Regions from separate parts of the Mus musculus genome. Here region 2 is linked to region 1. A link is a contact called in ENCODE Hi-C or POLR2A ChIA-PET data. All regions are on one chromosome and are shown on one strand. The core of a region is the stretch at or near the end of the contact, and the rest is flanking DNA. Distances in the headings are between cores, read along the strand shown. Region 1 holds the start of Zfp367 (zinc finger protein 367). Region 2 has its middle 30 kb from the start of Ctsl.

What was found. Hi-C counts contacts between places; a loop is a spot of excess contacts on that map. ChIA-PET counts read pairs that join two places held with the same protein, here RNA polymerase II (POLR2A).
Region 2: a loop to region 1 is called in a map of Patski, with 2.3 times the contacts of the local background. The contact joins the enhancer-like site here to the promoter of Zfp367 in region 1. A Hi-C loop is called at or near these places in 1 of 37 maps with a recorded cell type or tissue (Patski). POLR2A ChIA-PET finds 5 or more read pairs at or near these places in 1 of 5 experiments (Patski).

Annotation. Positions count from the first base shown.
Region 1 is chr13:64,151,784-64,155,167 of GRCm38, forward strand. Zfp367 (zinc finger protein 367) reads right to left here and starts at 1,416. Exons shown (of 5, transcript NM_175494.5): 1 at 817-1,416. The coding sequence starts at 1,206.
Region 2 is chr13:64,399,248-64,402,594 of GRCm38, forward strand. No RefSeq gene overlaps it. Among named protein-coding and RNA genes, the nearest start is that of Ctsl, 30 kb to the left of the region's middle. Within about 2 kb of position 2,009, at least 1 of the 3 ENCODE cell types and tissues checked has a DNase peak (open chromatin) inside an H3K27ac peak, as active enhancers do.

The DNA.
Region 1 (3,384 bases), core at 166-2,665:
ACCTTTTTGGCTACCGCCCATACACAATGTTACCAAACTTGCTTCAATTGATAAACTAGGCATCCCTTAATCCGCTGGGTAATTTGCTTTGCTACACCTGTAGCAAATCAAGTTATTCTGGCAGTCAACCAACAACAGAAAACTGCATATTTATCTTGCAATACCATGTATTCGACACACAGATTTACCGATACCTTCCTGAGCTCTGATGAATGTCCAGTATTAAGTCTAGCCCCATAAACACACTCCCGGTTCCTTCCGAGCACAGTCACCGTGTGCCAACACTCCCACTAGCTAGCTATACATACGATTTTCATGAAGACGCTTTAACAAACTCCCTAACCCTCAGCTGCTCCGGATGTAAAGGGTATAGTAGGGCATGGTGTCGCTAGCCTTGAATTCCAGCACTCGGAAAGTAGAACTCTGAGAGTCCCAGGCAGGCCAGGGATACAGTGCGATACTTGGCCCCCGCCCCAATGTGGGCTGGAGCCAAATGCTCACATCCTTCCTTCCCACATCTAAGCAGGCCGAGGCCGCGAGGTTACAAGCACAGCAGTGCAAGGCATCTGGACACAGCGAGCCTCCCCCTCATCACCCCGCTGCACCTGCTGCCCTCAGACCGGCCTTCGCGCCGCACCCGTCACATGACCACCTTGCCCCCAAAGGTCCGGTTTTGGCGCGCGGCAGTGACGTCAGCGTCCTGTCAGCCACCGCCCCCGCCACCCCGCTTTTCCTCTCCGGCCCCGCCCCGCTGGCGAGCGGCGCCGTTAACGGGCCCCAGGCCGCCCCGCGCCCGGGGCCGCCCGAGCCACTCACCTTGAGGTGGCCGCTGTCTGGGCTGCTCGCCTCCTCCTCGTCCTCCCCGCCCGACACGGCGGCCACGGAGGCGGAGGACTGAGGCGCACCCCGCAGCGTCGGGAGTTCAGCCGCCACGGGCAGTCCGGCTGAAACGACGCCGCCCGCCGCCCCCGGGCTGAGCGTCACGTTATGCGCGTTCTCACCCCAGCGCCACGGGTACACCATGAAGTCGCTGAAGCCGGGGCTAGTGGGGACGAGCGGCGGCGGCGGCTCGGGCTCCCCCACGCTGCTGCACGGAGGCGTTGCCGGCGTGGTCCTGATGACCGATACCAGTACGCGCTTCGGGGAGTCGTGGCAGAAGACGACCGGCGGCGGCTCCGCCATGGGTGCCGGGGCGCCGCGGATCATGCTGGCTCGTCTGCAGCCCTCGCGCTCTCGGCGGCCCGAGCTTGCCTTGCTCGCCCGCGCTGCTACGTCTCGGCGCCTCACAGCCGCCGGCTCATGGCAGGCGGCTCCGGGCGATCAGGCTGCAGCAGCGTTGCTGACAGGAAAACGGGACGCGAGGCGCCGAGTCCCCGAGAATAACAACCTGCCGCCGCGGTCCCCGCTTCGGCTTTTCCCGCGTTACATTTCGCGCCTGGGCGGAACCAGTCACCGCGAGGACCCTGCGGCTGGCCACCGCGACGAGTGACAGGTCGCGAGAGCCAATAGCCGGGTCCAGGCTGTGTTCCGTCCGGAGGGGGCGGAACCAATTCGAGCGCGGGTCCTTACTGCCACGTCATTGGCCGCCGCTCTCATACTTTTTTGTCTGGAGGGCCAACTGCGTTCGAAAGTCTGTAGGAGCGCGCGTCTTGTCCTGACACACCCGTCGGGAGCCCCACCCTGGCCGGATGACTCCTGCGAAGGTGGGGAGGGGGAAAGAGGCTGTTGATTGGAGGAGCTGCGGGAAAGGGGCGTGGTGGTGGGCGGGGCGAGCATGCTGGGTCCCTCCCCCACCAGAAGAAGAGGGGGTGTAAAGAGGGTAGGAGTCTGGAGAAGTTGCAGTGGAGAGGGCCCTCCCCATCGCCCCACCCAATCCGCCCCCTCCCGCGCGCAGCCAGTTTAAAGGGCTGAGGCCGCGCCCGTCCCACCCCACCCCACCCACGGCTGCTCAAGGCGCCAGCAAAGCACCACTTCTTTTTGGGCGTTGGGGGGTTGTTGTTGGTTTTGTTTTGTTTTTCGAGACAGGGTTTCTCTGCATAGCCCTAGCTGCCCTGGAACTCACTTTGTAGACCAAGCTGGCCTCGAACTCAGAAATCCACCTGCCTTTGCCTCCCAAGTGCTGGGATTAAAGGCATGAGCCACCACCGCCCGGCTTGTTTTTGTTTTGAGACAGGGTCTCTATAGAGTCCTGGCTGCCCTGTAACTCCCTATGTAGGGACCAGGAGGGCCTCGAAGTCAGAGATCCCATTCGCCCCCCCCCCTCCATACACACACACACCCAGTACTGGGACTAAAGACGTGAGTCACCACTCCTGCCTAAGGGCATGGGTTCTTAATGTGAGTCCCGTGACCAGCCCTGCTACGGTTCCCGGACTATTGGTTCTTGCTGCCAGGCTCGGGACCGCGGTGGGACGCATGAGCAACCATTCGCACAGTAGTCAGCTCCCGGTCGTACTTGCTTGCAGTGTTTCCCAGGCAGTCTGATGGTGGTAGCAGTTCAAAGATTTTTTAAAAATCTCTTTAGAGGCTAAAGGATAGAACTGGCAACTGGAGCTCATTTGCTTGCTGCGTTTCCCAGGCAGCCTGTTCCTAGTAGAGACTCCATAAAGATTTTTATATCTGAATGAGTATCCAGTGGTTAAGCGATAGAACCGGTAACTAAACTCCATCAAATACAAAGCTATGCCTAAATTAATTTAGGCACCAGAGTGTTGTTTTAGAGAAAACTGCCTAAATTAACAAATCAAAGCAGCCAATAGTGTGACCTTATTTTTAGCCACATCTTTATTTTGGGTAAATAAACTATACCTAGCAAGATACCGAAGTCAAATTTGACTTTATGGAGAGAAAGTAACTTGTGAACTGAAGTGAAATGTTTCAAGAAGATACATTGAGTAATTTGTATCTTTGAAGTGGGACAAGTAAAAGTATCTTTAAAAAAAAAAAAAAAAAAAAAGAACAAAGCAGCCAGAGAAATGGCTCCATGGTTAAGAGGACTTGCTGCTCCTCCAGGAGACTTGGGTTCCAAGCTCCCAGTGGTGGCAGTATGTGACTTCAGTCCCAGGTGATCTGCTTCCCTCTTGTAGCTTCCTCTGACAATGCATGCACATGATACACATTCAAGGAAGCCAAACACTCATATACATTTAACATTTTAAATTGGATTTCTTTTCTGGAGGCTGGCTGGGTACCACAGCTTGTATCTACTGTATGGGGGGGTGGGGGGCGGGACGGGAAATACAGTCTGATTTTAATAGTCAATCTGGAAACGGAAAGTTCAGCTTTTGTTTCCCACAATGGGATAATATTGTAAACGACAACAGAAACCTTACTACATTGTTTCAAATCCACTAAAATACTTTGTTTCATAGTTGATAGTGAAAG
Region 2 (3,347 bases), core at 759-3,258, 250 kb after region 1:
ATAGTAACAGCATTTGACCAAGGCAGGAGATCAGAAATTCAAGGACAACTTGGATCTTACAGCAAGACCTTGTCTCAAACATAAGACAAATATCTATCTATCTATCATTTATCTATCTACCTATCTACCTATCTATCTATCTATCTATCTATCTATCTATCTATCTATCTATCTATCTATAAAATAACTGTATAGTTAAAGCACGCAAGGGGCTGGCGTGTAGCTATATGGTAGAGTATCTGAGCACTTGCCTATTTTGTACAAGGCCCAGATTCTACCTTAGCACTATGCAGAGCTTTATTCTCTATTGTGGAAAACACATTCTCCAACCTTGAGAAGAAAACTTGCCCCCTAAGGTAGGATAGCCTTTTATTTTATTTTTTAATATTTTATTTTTTTATTATTTTATTTTATTTTATTTTTTGGTTTTTCGAGACAGGGTCTCTCTGTATAGCCCTGGCTGTCCTGGAACTCACTTTGTAGACCAGGCTGGCCTCGAACTCAGAAATCCGCCTGCCTCTGTCTCCCAAGTGCTGGGATTAAAGGCGTGCGCCATCACGCCCGGCAGGATAGCCTTTTAGATAGGATGTGGTGGTGCACATTAATTTTAGAACCCGGGAGGTAGAGGCAGGTAGATTTATGTATGTGTATACAGTGAGTTCCAGGCCAGGAGGATCAGGAATTCAAGGTCCTCTTCTGTTACACAGGATCAGCCTGTAACCATATTCCCATCAGAAGAGAAGATATTTTAAAGAAAGACACTTGAGGTACTAGGCTACTAAAACATTGAACCTCAAAGAGTTAATGAATGGCTGAAGTCCTGGAGTCAGTCAGAGGAGGAACTTGCCTCTCAGGAAGGAAGTTCACACACTTATCAGACTACCTTGGAGAGACTGGAGCCGAGACAATCATAGGCAAGAATGCTTGACCAAGACTGCTGAGTTGCGTATCTTCTCTTGGTCTGTTTAAATCTAACCACCATGTTGGTGCCCCAAGATGGACATTTTTGTTTCTTCCCAACGTGACTTTCCATGTTGAATACATGTGAAAAGCCATGTCTGAGGCATGATCCTGGTGTTGGGGAAACAGAGACGGGAGGACTTCAGAGGGCTTGAGCCGCAGAGTCAGCGAGAGTCACAGTCTCAGAAAATAAAATCAATATAATAGAGGAGGTACAGATGACATATACACACACAAATAAAATCAGTTCCAAAAAGGATGCTTATATATAATTTATATACCTTTTTGTTTTTAGAACCTCTGGGAAAAAAAGGCATGTAACATGAAAAGGGAAGGCGTCTCTAGCTGCTTCTAGAATTTCGAAGTTCATCACTATTGAGTGTGAGACCCTCAGAGGCTAATAAGTTTAGGGCTGTAGGTCAGCAGTCCAGCAATTGCCTGGCAGCCACAAGATCCCTCTCACCTCACCATGGGGGTGCGTGGGGTGGGGGGAGGAAAGATTGATAATCTTGTGGTCTATAAACTTGATTTTCAGTGGGTTTATCTGGACTCCAGAAATAACAAGCGTACTGGGCTTGGGAAAGCTTTGGTTACCACCTGAGCTTGGTATACAGTTGTGGGGTTCTGCTCGATTGAAGCTTGGTGGTTATAGCAGGAGCTGAGGGTGTTTGTGAGGGGAACTCCTCCTGATTCTGGCATTCTGATTGCCTGGATGGGAGCCTCCCCTGGAACATGATACTGTTTGCTGTTGGCTATTTCAGCTTCAGCACAAAGTGTATGACGAAAGTCAAGGCAAGCCAGTTTTGATAAACAAAACTCCAACTTTGATCCTAAAGATGGAGAAGCAGCCTGACGGAGTCTTTGCATAAATGCTGGGGGTGGGGGTGGAGCGGGGTGGGGGCACTGTGTGAGTTATACACAGACGCCCACAAGAGAGGGCTTGTTTTCTAATGGAGCCTTCTGCTTCAGGCGTCTCATTCCACTGGTACAAAAACTAGTTGCATTCCTTTCTTGTGATGTCTGCCAAAATTCACAAGTTCAGGCGGGTGCTTCATGGGACCATGAGCACCCCACTCATTCCTGGCAGACTGGACTCCTGACCTCATTTTGAGATGGCTCAATGAAGTCTGTTATTTCTAGCTCTCCAGATTGGCCCCAGTTTGCAACAACAGACTTAGAGGGACTGTACTTTCCTTCTGGGACACTCCACACAATGGTAAAACAAGTTGTTCTTTGCAATGATATTAACCCTAAAAAATATTTTTTTTTCTAAGCTGCTGTCTGCATGAGCCACTAGAAAGAAAGAATGGGAGGTTTTTTGTTTTTTGTTTTGTTTTGTTTTGTTTTGTTTTTTATAAGTCAGGATATTCATCCTGTCCATCCTGGAACATGATGTGCTTAGTGAAGTTGTGTAAAATGTTTTCTGGTAACAATCCTCTTATAAAGTCTCTTCTTAGCTGGGAGGTGGTGGCACACACTTTTAATTCCAGCACTCAGGAGACAGAGGCAGGTAGATCCCTCTGAGTTGAGGTCAGCCTGGTCTACAGAGTGAGTTCCAGGACAGCCAAGGCTATACAGAGAAATCCTGTTTCAAAACAACAAAACAACAACAACCTTTTCCAGATGAAATATCTGAGCAGTAATTGGTGGTGAATTTAAAATACAGAACTATGACTGGTAAAAAAACATCCAGCGATTTTTTTTCAGTCACAGGAGGAGACAAAACACCCCACAGAGTAGCGATTATCACAGTGTTTTTCAAAACTGTTCTAGAAGGTGCTTCCCTCTTCTTGAGGAAACCTCTCGGTAGCCTCTTCCAGTTGGGAGGATGTTTTGAATTAAAACTGACCCAGAAACCAGATCACAGCCCACAGTGCTGACTCTAGCAGAGAAAGCGGGGTAGAGCAGAAGTTAAAAGCCAAGAAGGCAAATTCAGTTCAGGGAACTGTTGCAATGAGGGAAACGGGAACTCTGTGTAGAAAGAGCTCCTTTCTTAGACACCAGTGCAAATTAGGATTTGTGGTCTGGACTGGGAGGGGTCAGTGGATGGGGTATTCTGAGTAAATTGACTTAGCAGTATTTGTAAATTAGCAGGCCAAGGTCCAAGGACAGAGTTGACTTTGGGACTATAACAATTTAGAGAGTCTCAATAGTTAGAGCAAGGACATAGTATTTTCTGGAGGCACTTCTGTAGGAGTGGCTGATGATTATCACCCAGACTCAGTTTTTTAGCCTTTGGATAATACTTATTCCAGCCATCTGGGACCACATCCAGGTATTTGGGAACCTTGATGTGATCCAAGTGTCTAAAACACCGTTGAAGGTGGAAATCGTGTTCAGGAGTCTTGCTTGGCAGCTTGGGGACCTGGAGGAAGGGTAGACCTTGC